2 separate regions of the Mus musculus genome follow, and region 2 is linked to region 1. Evidence: chromatin loops called from intact Hi-C (ENCODE). Cell type or tissue: heart. All regions are shown on one strand. Each heading gives the region's core, and the rest is flanking DNA. Links, peaks and the distances in the headings are about the cores only.

The links. Hi-C counts contacts between places; a loop is a spot of excess contacts. Peaks named below come from ENCODE experiments on the same cell type or tissue, not always from the same donor. Only the 100,000 strongest peaks of a DNase experiment are listed, where the experiment ranks them.
Region 2: a loop joins it to region 1, with 6 times the contacts of the local background. A loop is called at or near these places in 10 of 42 quality-filtered maps.

What each region holds. Positions count from the first base shown.
Region 1 is chr10:105,710,603-105,718,787 of GRCm38, forward strand. No RefSeq gene overlaps it. Among named protein-coding and RNA genes, the nearest start is that of Mettl25, 130 kb to the right of the region's middle. In heart, for the core only: a CTCF peak has its summit at 4,455 (motif pointing left); no DNase peak of the experiment used is centred there.
Region 2 is chr10:105,569,366-105,577,550 of GRCm38, forward strand. Tmtc2 (transmembrane and tetratricopeptide repeat containing 2) reads right to left here and starts at 5,114. Exons shown (of 12, transcript NM_177368.4): 1 at 4,302-5,114. The coding sequence starts at 4,384. Gm15663 (predicted gene 15663) reads left to right here and starts at 5,186. Exons shown (of 3, transcript NR_038032.1): 1 at 5,186-6,322. In heart, for the core only: a CTCF peak has its summit at 4,675; DNase peaks (open chromatin) are centred at 4,236, 4,426, 5,126 and 6,056; H3K4me3 peaks cover 4,008 bases; H3K27ac peaks cover 2,254 bases.

The DNA.
Region 1 (8,185 bases), core at 1,402-6,401:
AAAGGCAATGGTTAGCAAAACTCATCCCTTAGGCTATAGCTCTTGTATTGTGAAAAATCAGAAGCTTATGGAAAATCCTGGTAGGTTGTAATATGTACACAATATCATATCGGAGGTAATATTTGACAATATCTGAAGAGATGTTTATTGCTTGCCATAATTCCAAAAGAATATTCCAGAAATTTAGTGGATACAGAACAAGGAGATGCTAAGTATGCGCCAATGAATGGGCCACTATAACAAGAGTTTTTTTCATGGACCACGCCCATAGTACTAAGACGAAGAAACGATAGTTAGGATGGGAGAGATGCTGCAGTAGTGAAGAGGTTTTTCTTTTTTTTATTTTTAATTGAAAAATGTTTTTCCTCACCTAATATATCCTGATAATCACGATTATAGTTTTTTCTCCCTCTACTTTCTCCAGTTTCTCCCCCCCCCCTTCTTCCCTTTCATGCTGATCCACTACCTTCTGTCTCTCATTAGCAAACAAACAAGTTTTATGTGATAATAATAAAATATAATATAATAAGACAAAGCAAAAATAACAAATTAGAACAGAGTAAAATAAACAAATAAGCAGAAGAACCCAAGAAAAGGCACAAGAAACAGATGCAGATGCAGAGACCCATACACTCTGGAATCTCAGAAGAAACACTAAACTCGAACCCATCATATCCACGCAAAGGGCCTGTAGGGTAGAAAGGGAGAACATGTATGCATAAAATAAAATAAAATAAAATAATAAAATAAAAATAAAATGAAAATTAAAAAATGGAAAGACAAGACGAAAGAAAGCAAGACGTTGGCATGGCATTATGAGTCAGGGACCCTCCAAAGATACCATTGCTAATATTCTTGTACAAGACCCAGTGTGGTTCCCAGCAGCCATCAGCAGCTCATAACCATCAGTAACTCCAGGTCCAGGGTAACTGACATCCTCTTCTGACTGTCCCAGATACCAGTCATACATGTTTATACATATGTACATATATGCAGGCAAACTCTCATACATTTAAAATAAATCTAAAAAATGAAGAAAGAAGCACAATGTCTCCCTAAACAAGACCTGAACAAGGATAATGACAATAGATTTGCTAATGTGGAAGAGGGAAATCTCACGGCGGCTGGGGGTAAAGGTGGAATGAGGGAGGGCGCTAAGGAATGTGAGAGAGGGAGAAATTGTCTTCCCCAGCGATGAGAGCAGTAATTGATTATCCAGTACCAAGTGGCCAACCCTGAAATCATACATGCATAATCAATCAATAATGGACTCATCAGGTAGTATTTGCATATTTATGCATTTAAATTGTATACCAAAAATAAAGAGAAAGAGGCTATAGATTCGTGGGGTAGTTGCAGGGGCACATGGGAAGGGTTGGAGGGATAAAAAGAAAGGGAGGAAATGATATAATTCTATTTAGTTAAGAAATAAAGAAGCTGGAGAGATAGCTCAGCAGTTAAGAGCTCACTGTCTGCCTTTCCCAAGGTCCTGAGTTCATTTCCAACAACCATAGGGAACCATCCATAATGTGATCTAGTGCTACCTTTTGACATGTGGGTATACATTCAGATAGAGCACTCATAAAATAAATAAATCTTAAATTTAAAAGAGTTACAAAAAAGAATTAAAAATGAAACTCTCTTATAGGTCAAAAGTATCAATGTTTCACCTCTTTTTATAGGTCACCCCCAAAGCCCCTTAGGGTAGAAAACAAGCATTTCACTAGACAGAATATTCATAAACTGCAATCAGTGATTTCTGTTAAAGTTTAAGCTTGAAAAAACCAGAAATGAGGACGAATGTTTTTGCCATGTTTGTCACAGAATACATATGGGGAATTGCTATGTTCTCAGCTCTTGAAAGGCCTCTTCAACAATGGAATATATCCTGGGCCAGGTTATGTTGACTATAGTGTGCTTATGAATCATTCATAATTGCAGTAAGTAATTTGGTTATTGAGACTTAGTAGTCAGAAAGAAAGGCATAATATTTTATCTCTATTCACCTTGGCATGAAAAATCAAATGAAATTATATCTGAACTAATCTGAAAGATAAAGTCACCATAATTTCATAAAACCTCATTCTTATTTTAATCTTTAAAATATGTTTTATATTGTTGAGTGTTTTGCCTGTATGTACATGTGTATATCACTTGCATGCTTGTTATGGATGATTGTCACCTACTGGGTAGGTGCTGAGAATTGAACCCAGGTCTTCTGGAAGAGCAGCCATGTGTTCTAAACACTGAACCTTCTGTCTAGCACCCCAATTCATGTTTATACTTCACAATATTTAAAGCATTTTCTTCTAGCTACATTCTGTGCATATTAACTTAATAACACTTTGAATTCTAATTTGGAAATGTTAAAGACTAAAATAGCAAACTGACTTTAGACAAAACAAAACTCAGAACGATTCTCAGAGTCCATAGTTTTGTTTGGTAATGGTTTCAGTTGTCTGTGACCCAGATAAGGCTGCATAATAAACAATTACAAAACCAGAGTGTCATAGGGAATTAAGTATTTTATGGCTCACGTGTCTAGAATCAGCTGGGGGCTGGCCAGGAGACTCTGTCTTGGCTTAGTTATCTCAAATATCTTGAGGTTGGCTAGTTGTCAACTAGTTTAAGATACCTTGGCTGAGACTACCAGCTCTGCTTCAAATCTGCCTCTCTTTCTGTAGTCTCCGCATGAGCTTGTTCTCATGGTAAGGATAGAGAATGAGCTTCGGTATATACCATGCCTGCGAGCATTGTCAGTGGTGAAAGGAAGCCATATGGCTAAACCTGGGTTCAAAGGCTGGGAGATCAACACTTGTTTCCACGGTGAATAGATACTTGTTTCCATGGTGAATGGATAAAGTTACACAGTGGAGGATGTGAGAAGATGGGGGGGGGGGGATGATACTGATGTAGGACAGAGGAAATATCAGGGTTGGACATCACCAAGGGATTCTGGAGTTTTAGGTGAATGAATTTATTGTTCGCTACTCTGTATGCCCTTCTTGAAACAAAGTGCCCATGTTATATATGGTTAGAAGGATATAGACAGATATTTTGTTGCCAGGGCTGTGCAAAAGATCTTGCATTAGAGCTTGCCTCTCTATTTTTTCCCCCCAGAATTGATGAGACCCATGGCAGGTTTCTCTACAGTGGATAATCGTAAGGAAAAGTGCCATCACCAGGAAAAGGCAGTTCCATGGGAAGTCTCTCTCTCTCTCTCTGTCTCTCTCTCTGTCTCTCTCTCTCTCTCTGTCTCTCTCTCTCCTCCCATTGGGTGGGGCAAAGTACGTCAAACAGAGGAGATGGTGGCAGCATAAGCTAAGGAGAATCTGGGTCCCTGAATTTGCACAGAGAGTTGTCAGCCAGCCATTACTCACAGCTTGAGCGTAGTGCATGACCTTGAAAGGCAATTTTGTCAAAACACTGGGTAAGGCACGTACCAGATATCTCAGCAGTCAGGAGATTTAGGCAGAAAACAATCATGCCTTTGAGGCCAGCCTGGGCTACGCAGAAAGACAATGCCCATCTTCCTCAATCTTTTCTTTATTTTTATATTTATTACATTAGAAATCACTACACCCATGAACTACTGTGTCGACAATAGAAATATCATCTATTAAAAATTTTAAACCTAAGAATTAAAAGGTGGTCTTTCTGGCATTACCAACCATAAACTTATTCCCCTTTGCAAAGGATGTGTTATTCATTATTAAAAACAAAAAAAAGAAAAGTACAGATTCTACCATCAAAATATAGCTCCACTTTTACTTGTTAGTTAAGTTGTGCTTAGAGAAAATGGTTTAAGCTTTAAACTTCCTTTGGGGAAAGTGGACAGCAATCATTCCGTTCTACAGCTTCACTGTGCTTTGTAAACTGTGGTAGCCACAAACCACATTAGCCCTATGCTGACTTACCTCTAACTGTGTAGTTAAAAACTAATGCAGTCGGGAAAAAAAAGTTATAACACGGAGCATAAGGCTCAGAGTAAATCAGGGCAAAAACAAACATTTGAGACTTTTTTAAGAGCTCCAAACACATAGTGGTATGAAGAGACCACAAAGCCGTTTCACAAATACACAAATGTAACTGTGTTGGGATCTGATAACAGTCTGAGGTTCACTTTCCAACATTTTGACATAAAAAAGGATTTGTATTAACTAAGTCAACTTGAAGAATTTTTATGCCATTTCTAAGAAATTCTGGTTTTTGAAGTTCTAGTACACCAACATCTTGTATTCATTATTTTATTTATGCTTTTTTCCCTATGACTTGAATATTGGTTCAATTATGCAAAGCTTCCAAAAGGAAAGCTTCATATTGAAAACTTCTGACCCTTTTGTGCATTTTATTAACCAATCAAACAAATGTTCGGGGTCTTTGGGGATTTTCTTTTTTCTTTTTCTTTTTTCCGCCTGTGAAATGTTAGACTGTGGTAGATGACGCCCTCTACTGGTCATATGAGGTATAGCCAAGGCGATTTGACTCAGCAATTTCTTTTCTTTCCTGCATAAGAAGAACGAAGAAGTAAAAGCTTAGGAGAAGTAACAGCCCTGGCTGGTTTTAATGCAGATTTGAGTTTTACATTCAATAAGCCCTTTAGCTCAAGAAATGCATTTTTGATCTCACTCCCGTCTGTGTTAATTTAGCTTTTATTTTTAGGGCAAAAATGCAAATTTGGTATAGATTTCATAAAACATGTATTTTGATTATCGAATGTAATACTTGGAACTGTAGTTTTCAAGGTGAGTGCTGTTGAGCACTTCTGCATAACCCATGCCTGGGGTGATAGACCGGCCTTCTGCCCTGAAAAGAGGAACGAAGGTAGATCTTACTACAAGTATCTTTTAACCTTAGGAAGTCAAGCTTGATGGAGATTTACTTTTACAAGTGATGGCTTGTAAATAAAAAACCAAGCATTCCATAAGTGAGCAGTAAGAGGGGATATTCTGTAGCCTAAGCATTCCAGGATTCGGATTGATTTATCATATGATATAAAATTTAAAAAAAATAAAATAAACTTTTCCAGTATTGGGGATTAAACCAAGGTCCTTTGAATGCTAGGCAAGGAGTCTACTGAGCTGCATACTCAAGCTTCTCTGTTCTGTAGTCTAGGTGTGTGTGTGTGTGTGTGTGTGTGTGTGTGTGTGTAGAGGCCTGCCTACCACACATGGGCACCATCATACCCTGGTGGTGTTACGTGAGTAGTAGGGATTGAAGGAAGGTCCTTAGTCCTGTAGCGTGCTGTTTTACTAAATGAACCATCCCTCAATACAGGACTGGAACTACTTGGATTCTCCTGGCACAGCATGCAGAGAGTCTGGGAATAAGAGCATTGCAAACATTGAATTCTGGAAGATTAAAATTTAAGCACACATTGACTTTCAGGCTAACAAGATAAGGAGCAAAAATATTCATTAAGGAAATAAAGACACACTTTCCGTGCCCTTAGAGCTGAACATTCCAGAAAGTTGTCTGCAACTCTTGGCAAGAGAATACTTATCTAGTCCATGTTTTGCTTTGCTTTCTTGAGACAAGGCCTGCCTGTGTGGCTCTGGATGGTCTTGAACCCATGGCAATCCTCCTGCCTCAGACTTCTGAGTGCTGAGATTGTCAGTGTGAGCCACCAAGCCTGGCTTAGATAATTTAAAGTGTTGGAGCAGCTAAGACTAATATCCAAATGGACAGGCAGAAGGGCAGAGTGTAGTTAAATGCAGGTGTCCTTAATGTGGGTTTTCAAATGACCAGATAAAGAAAAGTTGACTCTTTACGTTTCTTTCTTTCACTGCAAAACCATTCAATCATCATAAATAAGTTCTTTTTCCACCACAGGCCATATGCCTTTAAAAAAAAATACTAAAATTCCTAAATTACAAAACTTCTTCAAGCTCCACTCACATCTCTCTAAGAGGTATTTATCAGAAGGCAATGCCAGTCAAAACAAGAAATCCTAGAACTTCAGTGGCTTTTATTGGATGATAGAGATGCATCCTTGTCATACATTGTCTTATGAAAATTTTAAGAAGAGGACGGGGTAGCTAGAATTCTGCATTTGCAAATTAGAAGCTTCACTAATGTTTCCCAATGCTTGTGACAAAATTGATCACAGACAGATAAAATCTTAGCTTTATCAAGTCCTTGAATGTAGGGTGAAAACTTACTTTATTCCAAATAATCTATTAGCTAAGTACAAAATAAAATACCGCTCTGCATTAAATGTTCACTAAAAATTCTTTCTGTCTCAGGTCACAAGGTATTTGCCTTTTACTTAGACAGGGAAAGCTCTTAAATTATTTTAATAGTCATTCAGTGTTTAAAAAAAGTATATAGCAACAGCACACAGCAATCCGGTGATTTCTATAGATAAGGTTTGGTTGGTCATCATATTTTTACTGTTCCACAGTGCAACTAGAATTCCAAGGTAAGTGAAGACATTGTTTCATGAAGAAGCTAAGTATATTACATTTTAGAGCCTGTAATTTATACTGCTTGTGCTGTCAATTACAGGGGCTGGTTCAGTTTGTACAACAGTTGTTCTGCAAGCATAAGAACTTGATAACTCACCCCCAGCATCCGTGGAAATGCTGGACATGGCAGTGCACATTCAGAACTCCACACTGGGCATGGTGGTCCACCTTCACAGTTCCGTGCTGGGCACGGTGGTCCACCTTTATATACCTGTAAAGCTTGGGTGCTGGAGATTAAACTGCCTGATCCGTGAAGTTTGCCGGCCAGCCTGTTTAATCAGTGGTAGGCTCTGAGTTCAGGGAGAGACCCTGGGGCAACAGCTAAGTTGGCAAGAGATAGAAAAGAATTGATTTCAACCTGTGGCCTCCCCCACAGACACACATATACACACAGTCACATGCATGGATGCATACACACACACACACATTAAAAAAAATACATGCAGCCAAACAAAAATATCTCTTAAAATGAAAAATAAAATAGAATAAAATTAAGGTGAATTTTAAAATTAGAATTCAAACCACTCTTATTTACCCAAAGAACAACCTGATGATATACAAGTTCCATTCTCCTCTATCTTTGAAAATTTGCCTATTTCTAAGAAACCTCCAAGCTGTAGGCATGTTCTGCCCAATCTCCACTTTCTTCAAGATTTTTTCAAAGAATTATCCTAATGTCCCAGGGCTGAGACTTAAGGTCTGAGCTTCCTCAATTCCGAGTAGACATGGCTCTTCCGGTATTTCCCATTTAGTAGTAGGAGCATTGGCAGAATAATATGACTTCCCATAACTTCCAAATGTTACAGAACTTAGAGTTTTTTCTTGAAGATTGTTTTTCACATAGTTTTTTTTTTGCAAAACCTTGTGGAATCCAAATGTATATCACTGGGGTTTATCTTTAAGAATTGGGAAGATGTGTTTTGCCAGTCATAAATGGACTGTAATCCCCCACAGATTTCAAGTTTAATTCAAAAATGCTCTCTCCCAAGCTGCTAAATTTGGCAACCACACTCTCCTCTCCATATGCCATCCTTAGGGGATTCTATATATATATTGTCCATAATGGTTTCTACTTAGGATGTCTGGAAAAGTAGATCTTATGGTCACAGAAGGGCCATTAAAGGGAATTTGAAAACAGATCCATTAAGTTGAAGTATTCAATTGTAGCGGTCTTCATGTTGGATGGTTATGCTAATTGATATTCAAGGAATGACTCCGTGAGTCCCAAGCTTATATCATACTGTTCATGCTTGTATTCCTTACCTACTGGTTTGATATTTCCTCTGGAGAGGGAAATATTAGCAGAGCATGGTCTGCATAGAAAGTACAAGAGATAAATGAATTGTCTCTAAGCTCGGACTTCGTTTCCATTCTATTCTCTTGTTCCGAGCCTTCACTGCTCCGAATGGCCATCTTTTTTTCATTAATTATATCAGCTCTGCTTTTGTTATGTCTTGGTAGAGAAAAGAAAGTTTCCATCTTTCTCTCCTGGACTGTAGAATCTGAAATATCTCTAGTCAGTTTGGGGGAGATTTTCAAATATTATTTTCCATGTCCTGATGCTAGCATTCACTGAATGTCTGTTTATGTCTCCTCTCTCTCTCTCTCTCTCTCTCTCTCTCTCTCTCTCTCTCTCTCTCTCTCTCCCTCTCTCTCTCTCTCTCTCTCCCCCCCCCCTCTCTCTCTCTCTCTCTCTCTCTCTCTCTCCTCCCCTATTG
Region 2 (8,185 bases), core at 1,590-6,589, 140 kb before region 1:
CCCTCACTGCGGTGTTGTATTTATAGTCCTATGAAAAACTGAACAAGGAATGTGTTAGAGTTCTGGTTAGATCATGGCCAGATGTAGTGATGCGAGCATGTGGTCCCAGCACTCAGGAGGGTGAGGCAGGAAGATCAGGAGCGCAGGGCCAGTCCGGGCTACAACAAACTGAGACTCCACCTGAGGTATCTGAAGAGGGTAGTCGTAGTCACAGAGGAAGGAAAAGAAAGGGATTTCTTTTCAAAGGCCTCAATAAAATAACTAAGATAAATAATGTTGAGGACCATTCTGGGTTTAAGAATAGAAAGTTGTGGGGCTGCAGCAACGGCTCATCTGATAAAGCACTTGTCACACAAACCAGAGCTCTTATCTCCAGAACACATGGGCAAGCCAAACAGGTATGGCCATGTTTGTAATATGGCTGGAGAAGTCAAGCCAGAGCAAACTAGCTAGTTGGCCTGGTGGCGTTCAGTTATCTCCAGGTTCAGTGAGAGACCGACTCAAAAGATAGTGTGGAGAAAGAACAGAAAAGATACCTATGTCACTTCAGGTCTTCACATGTAAGTTCTGTGCTCACGAGAGCACACACACAAACACACACACAGAGAGAGAGAGAGAGAGAGAGAGAGAAATACAGACAGACAGACAAGAGACAGAGACACAGTGACAGACAAAGAGAGATAGAGAACAATGCAAAACAAGCATCAGTGACATAAATCTGCAAGCTAGTGTCACATGCACGTTGCAATTTCGAAATCTCAAGTTGTCATGTTTTATTCTTCCACAGCCATGAATTATTCTACTCAAGAGAAAATTTAAAAAATCTGCACATTGTTCTTGCTCCATATCTGTATCACATAAATGGGTACGTCACCCATGAAGTGATACGTGGGCAATCCAATCAGAATCCAAGGCATTTACAAGTTATCTTGGCACCAAGCTGACTTCCCCCAGTATGACCTCTGAGAAGCTTCTGGCCACATTTTAAAGGGGACAGTGTGTGCTGATGCAAGGTCAGCCTCAACAAGTGCATGAGAGAGAAAAGAGATAGGGGGTCACAAAAGGTATCTGTCTGTATTTCGCACACTCGTGAACATCAAGTTTCTCCAGAGAATGAAAAGGATCACTTAAGGCGTCACATTGAGCAGAACTTAAGATGTGCCAAGCATTTCACATTGGTACCACAACTTCAGATTAAGCAGTCATTACCTTATTCTAAAGCTGAGAGGAGAGAGAACAAGGCTGAAAGCATGTATGTTTTCTCATCAGATACTGTGAAGTCTGCCCTGGCATCACTCATTTCCACACACTGTACACATATTCTTAGGTTTACCACCAAAACACTTGAAAGACATTGAGTGGCTACAGTGCGGAACTGATCTTTGCTTCAAGAAAGCTTTATGTTGCCACCTAACTTCCAACAAGCTATATAAGACATAAAAATGATTATCAGTATACCAGTTGATAAACTAAACTGATCATGGTGTTTAAAACAAATGGCAACTTTGAGAAGTACATGAGCAATAACACTCACACTGCAACAATAATAACACCCTACTAAAGTAACGGCCAGATTCTTCAGGCTACAATGCAAGGTTCTAATTTAGCGAAGCAAGTCATGCATACGAGCCATCACCCCCTTATGTGTGGTTCTTGCTACTTCCAGGGGCTTCAGTTCCAGAACTGTACTCCACTGAAGTTCCTGGGGGTCATCACAATGCACAGATATAATTTAAGCAATGCTTTCCATGTGAATCTCTGCAAATGGAAATGGAGTACTGGAAACCAGCCTATCACACTGTCGTTTCCACGTGGCTCCCCCTCTTCGCTTCCCTCTTCACACACCAGCGAGCTACAGAACTTACGGGGAAAGTGCATTTGCAAAGCCACAGTTGACAGTGCACCTTGGCAATGAATCACATTCGCATGCTGAACACACAACAAATAAATTCAGTGTGGCATAAATATGCACCTGATGGTTCCTCGGGAACACAGGAATAAAGTTTGCTACCCTTAAGATTTCACATTTTTAAGACCTTGCGGTTGCATATGTAGTTTTGCCAGAAAATAATTTTTTTCAGAAAATAATTTTTAATGCATAGTGAAGCATAATTCATACTTTAGGCCCTCAGTGTTCTATAGATACATGTCTAAATATCATATTGGACCTGCTATCAATGATATGAGAAAATTATCACAGGAAATTCACCTATACAGAGAGAAAATAGAAGACAAGGATTGGTAACACTCACTGTGACCTGTAACAGGGGGAGGAACCTATAACAAATTCTAGTCATCAAGGGCAACTCATGTATCATCATCAGCACAGCTGTCTCCCAGACTCACTGTCCAAACAGGTCAGGGTGAGTGGGAGACCTACAGAAAGCTGCGCCTGCACACTGACTTAAGTTTTAGTCTCCATTTTTAAAGGAAGTGGTGCCTTTATCCTCTTTTAAGAACTGGGCAGCAGTTAAGCGTAGTCAAGAGAAATGCTTGCTTTATCATAATGTTCAACAATGTGACAGTATTTCCGAGTTTACTTTCTTCCTAAGCTCCGTATTCTTGGTTTCAACACTCCCTCTTCCAGATCACCACCCCCCAGAAGAGTCAGCCACTGCCCTGACTCATCCCTGGACTCATTTTAGCGAAACCTGAACAAAGCATTCCCCATGGGGACTCTTAAAATAGCAGGTGCAACATCACAGAAATCTGAAGAGAGAGAAAGGCCAGCAGCCCAGCCTGCCTCACTCTTGGACCATTTCTGAGAGCAGCTGAAGTCAGTACACTCTTTAAAAAGTTGAGGAAAAGTTTGTCTGCCAGAGACTATCAGCCAGTCTCTGCTGGGCACAATGCAGAAACACATCAGGGGTGTATGGGGTAGTTCTGCAAGTATCATCAGGGAATTTCATAGCAGACATGAGGGTGGGGACCAAGATCCCCTGATTTAAGACATCCAATCACTCTTAGCAGGAGAGTGGACCGAACAGAGTATATAGACTATGGCTGGCTAGCAAAGAGTATATACCCTTCCTTCTCGGACTGTTGTCAACCACTTTGCTGGGTTCACGAGCTTCCTCGCCCTAACCCTGGAGATCCATTCACTCCCCTACGCCCAGAGAGGCTGCTGAAAGGCTGTCAGAGTAAATCTGTGTTCACTTTTTGGATGGTTTAATTTCAATGGAGCATGAAACACTCCAGGATGGTTAATAAGTTTAGCCAGGCATGCCGTTCTCCCCAATATATTTTAATTATGCATCTGTTTTAATTGTAATCAGATTAAGTCACCGGAAAGGCACAAATTGGGAGTTGTCCCTAATGGCTATTGGAGCTTTTCATCAGTTTCTAAACACTAACAATATATTTTAAAAATAGGTAGAGACATCAGCACAAGGGTGATATTTTTCCAAGCATCAATGCAGTTTCTTTGACAACACAATCCGGGTCTCATTAGCCACCCAAACTAACCCAAATACAGAAGACAACTTCTGTCTCCAGGGCGTCTTCTTCTGCAATTAGCACCAGCGAATCACTAATGTCTCATGCAAAACGCCCAAACAGAACTGAAAGCCCACGTTTTTATAAAGGAATTCCCCATGATGCGTGAGCAAGGTTGGGGGAGCGAGAGATACAACCAGCAGCGAGATACAGCTCAAAGTTTACTATCATACACGTCAAAGAGAAAGTTGACTCAGAGTACGCGCGCTCTTTCCTCTATTTGGCAACTGTCATATGTGCGTTTAACTTCGAGAAATCAGTGTCCTATCAATAAAAGGAAACCACACGGGGAGGATCTTCTAGGGGTGCAGAGGTGCTTCCTTCCAGCCCACACGTAAAATCGCTTAATATGCTTTTTCTTTCTTTCTTTCTTTCTTTCTTTCTTTTTTTTTTTTTTTTTTTTTTTTTTTTTTTTGCACCAAGGTATACCAAGGATTGTTATTGGAATTTTTACTTTGGCTGGTTGTTTGTTTAACGTGGGTTCATTAAACAGTCTTCCAAATTGCCTGGATTTCCGCAAAGAAACTTAAGCGCCTGCCAACCAGCAAGAAGCAAGCAAGAACCTGCTGCAAAGTAGGAGCGGAAACTCGTTCGGCCCGCCCAGCGCGCCTGCGTCCGTCCCGGCTGTTTGCTTTAGGTGTTACGGTTTCCGTGTCGCCTAAACCTTCAGGTGCAGATACCTGTCCCCCCAACCCCGCCCCCAAGACGCGCTTCAGCCTGACAGCAAGCAGTACCAGAGCCACCGAGGAGCCCCCACCCCACCCCCGTCGCACCGCAGCCATTGCCCCTTTCTCTCACCCACTTACCTGTCATCGTAGCAGAAATCAGCACTCAGGGTGTTGAGATACAAGGCGAGCCCCAGAGCGCTGCTCACCAACTCTGCAATCATCTCTCCACCGCCTTCCCTCCGGCTTGGCTCCCAGCGCGAGCGCAGCAGCGGCAACAAAAAACAGAAGCATCAATCCCCACCTTCCGCCGCCTTCTCCTCCTTGGCTGCACTTTTCCCCGGCTTCCCCGCCCGCCTCCTCGTCCTCCCTCCTCTCCTTCTTCCGATCCCGGGCTCCTCCTCGGGGCGCCGGGCTCCGCTGTTCCTGCGTGCTCCGGGGGTTGCGGGCTCACACCGCTCTCCCCATACCCGACAACCGCGAGAGGCAAGCGGCGATCGGCTTCACGCCCCCCGGCGGAGAATCGGGGCTTGTCCTTTTCCCGCGGCTCGCGGTCCCCACCCTAACCCATGGCACTTTGGGACGCCCTAAGGTAAAGGACTGCGGAGATAGAAGAGTGCAAGAGGGGGGACCAAAGGGCTGGACAGAGCGAGGATCTGGGACCAGCGGGAGGAAAGGAGAGACAGAGAGAGAGACCGAGAGAGAAAGGGGCGGGTGGGAGGGACGAGGCGAACCGCCTCCCTTCGCCGCCTCCCGGGCGCACGACTCCGGGGCCGTTCGCAGCAACTCGGCCGCCACCGCGGCTGCGGCACATTCACTCTTTATTGGTTCCCTCCCGGACCCCTCTCCAGTGAAGTGAGAAGCGGCGACTGGGGACTCCAAAAGCTCCCGCGTGGGGTTCTCGTCGCGGCCCCACGCGCCTGCGTGGCCAGCCCACCACCCTAAGCTAGCCCGGCCCCTTTCTCCACCCAGATCCTCCCCGCAGACTCCTCCCTGTCTACCCCCACTGGCTGGAGGCTCCGCCCACTCTTCTAGCTGCTCCAGCCTGGTACTCTGGCCCCACTCTCTTCTTCATCTTCCTTCACCTTCTTTTTGACTCTGGAAAGCCTCCCCCAAAGCCCAGGACAAAGATGACTTTTGGAAGATTGCCCAAAACGATAGCTAGAGTGTGCCCTGGGCTCTGGGAGATGGAGGAGAGAGGCGACAGGAGGAGTCAATGGTTTGCCCAGTGCTGCGGGGAGGCGCTTTGCACGCTCTAGATCGCAAGCCAAACGTCTAGTGCCAAGAGCTGTCAGGCAAAAGACTGGTCAGCTGGAGAGACTTCTCGGGACGCGGAGAGGTAGAACAGGTTTGCAGAGCGCTGGCAACCTCGGTTGACACTAAGGATCTATTGCCCCGCGCGCGCGCGATGCGTGAGCTGAATTGGGATGGAAGGGCCTGTTGAAGAGCCAGGGAAGCAGCGTTTAGGAGAGAGTTTTCCGAGGCCACGCCGTGACGGTCGACATTAATATTAGTGGAAAGACGCGTGCCCCGCAGTAAGATCATGAAAAGGGATCCAGGAAATGAAAGAGGAGAGGCAAGAAGGTAAGAAACACCCACGCGTTCCTCAGAAATTGCGTGGGGATGGGTGTCTTTAGTGGTTCAGGACTGTCAAGCTGACTCTGAGACTATAGAAGAGACCACGCTAATGCAACCCTCTACAACGGCATCCTTAAACCCAGCAGAGCGGAAAGCTAATGCCCTTTCCTTTCCGCCCGGATGCAAGACTGGATGGAAGGCATCCAACATGATGAAATACGGTGCAGAAGAATGGTCTGGGCAGAAGGAGCGCTGGGTACTAAAGTTGCATGACCAAAGAGATCCGAGAGCTGTCTGCCACACCCCCTTCCTGCCTGGTTCCCTTTCTGACTGCCCTGGTCGCTCCCTTGGACTATGATGAACACGACTGCAGCGCCCCCTGCTGTGGGGAAGCTACAGGGCACAGAAAACACGTCCTTGCAGGGCTGACTTCCAACTTCCCCTTTTGCACCTAACCAGCAAGCTCTTCAAAGATAATAAGGAAAGTGGACTCCCTGGGTATGTGGCAGCGATCTGAAAAGTTTGAACGCCTGCAGAATAAGGATGTCTGACTTCACAAAGAAATCGTTTGGAAACTGACAAATGTGTGTTCAACCTCCAACAGGCAAATTGTGATTTGATCAAAATATTATGAGCACGTAGGAAGTTCTCAAATAATATATTGAAGATGGTGATTCTTGTTCTTCAGTGCTCCCCGGTATAATGTATTTTTTAAAGTTTTTTTAAAAATCATACCAGTTGCTCCATTCGGATCCTCTCTGACCTTCTTCTGAGCTTATGTATTGATATTGGATCCTGGGGCACTGGGGGAAGAATAAATACTTAAGTCAGATACCTAGATTTGAGTATCAACTCAGCTATTAATTATTTGAGTAAGTTGGGGCCAATCACCTCCTTCACCCCTCACTTATAAATACTACTTTGGTTGGGTGAGTTTCCATGTAAATAAAGCATCCAGAGGGGGACTGGTAAGTGCAATAAGTTAGCTGTTATGATTTCCAACGTCATCCTTTTACTTCTTAACTAATACTTAGACATTCCTCTCTAAAATACATACCATTACACCCACACTGTTCCACTCTTAGTCCGAGCCATCACCAAAATACACCCATCACATCCACAGAGCGTTAGTATCTCCTGCACAAACTAATCTGATGGCCTTGTAAATGGTCTTGCTTCTACACCTACCGCCCCTGCTCCAAGCATTTACTTGAGGCTCCAGACAAGCAGCTTTAAGTTCAATCACTCCACTTAAGCGTGTGTAGTGCACATAGAATAAAACTCTCTTAGTCTGGCTCATATGGTCCTCCCCCTCTTCTCAATGTGTTCATCTGTGTATGCCTTCTCTGGAACCTTCTTTTCTCTCGTACCTGGAACTGTTTTCTCCCCAGACATTTCTTTGGCTACTTTCCACTATCTTTCAAATGGTATTTCTTCAAAAATTCTTTCTTGTATTTTATAAAGCACACACACACACACACACACACACACACACACACACACACACACACATACACACCCCTCTTTCCCATCATCCTTTATCACTTCCTTCTAAGTATCTTTGTCTGCTTGTTTGTTTGTTTGTTTGTTTGTGGAGTTTTGATTTTTTTTTTGAGACAAGGTTACTCTGTGTAGCTCTGACTGTCATTGAATTCACTCTGTAGATTAAGCTGAGCTCAAACTCAGAGATCCATCTGACTCTCCCTCTAGAGTGCTGCTATTAAAGGCCTGTACCACTACTACCTGGTGATAGGCACACATCAGTTTATTAACTAATCCCTTGAATTTCCATTCAATCTTCATAAAGCTTGTCCCCTCATCCACAAAGTGCCCAGAGCCCATAGCATCTGAACATTGTAAAAGAAACTTCTAAAAAAGGGTAAACAAGTAAACAATAAGAGTATTTAAGTGTGATTATAGAAGAGCTGAAAGCCCACAAATATTCATCAGGAAGAAGAAACTAAATTGTTGTCTATGTTAAAGATGCCAAAGCCAGAGGGAAGAAGGGTGACATTTCTTGAGTGCATCACTTCCTCGGGAAGATCCATGATAGGAAATCACACAAGGACAGCTTCTTTCCTAAGACTTATGGGCATACAACTACTAGAAAGCTTTGGGTTCAGAGAGCTAAAATCTTGTGAGCATTTCTCCATTTCAAAGGTCTGATAGTTTTAAAAACATTAAGTGTGGCTTCTTCTACAACCATCCAGCCCCTCTGAATTGAAAGCCTCAGAAACTGAGACATGCCATAAAATGGTACATCTTGAGATTCTTAATAGACAGCAGACTGCACATCCTGCCACGCTTGAAAAAAATCCAGTTTCTTGTAACAAAAACGCTATTATACTTTAACGTATGTCTGTGTATCCTTCCTGTGAATTAAGCCATGGGCTCTTGTGCATTGCTCTCCAAGGTCTGAGAAACAACCACTGCTTGCATTTTCTACC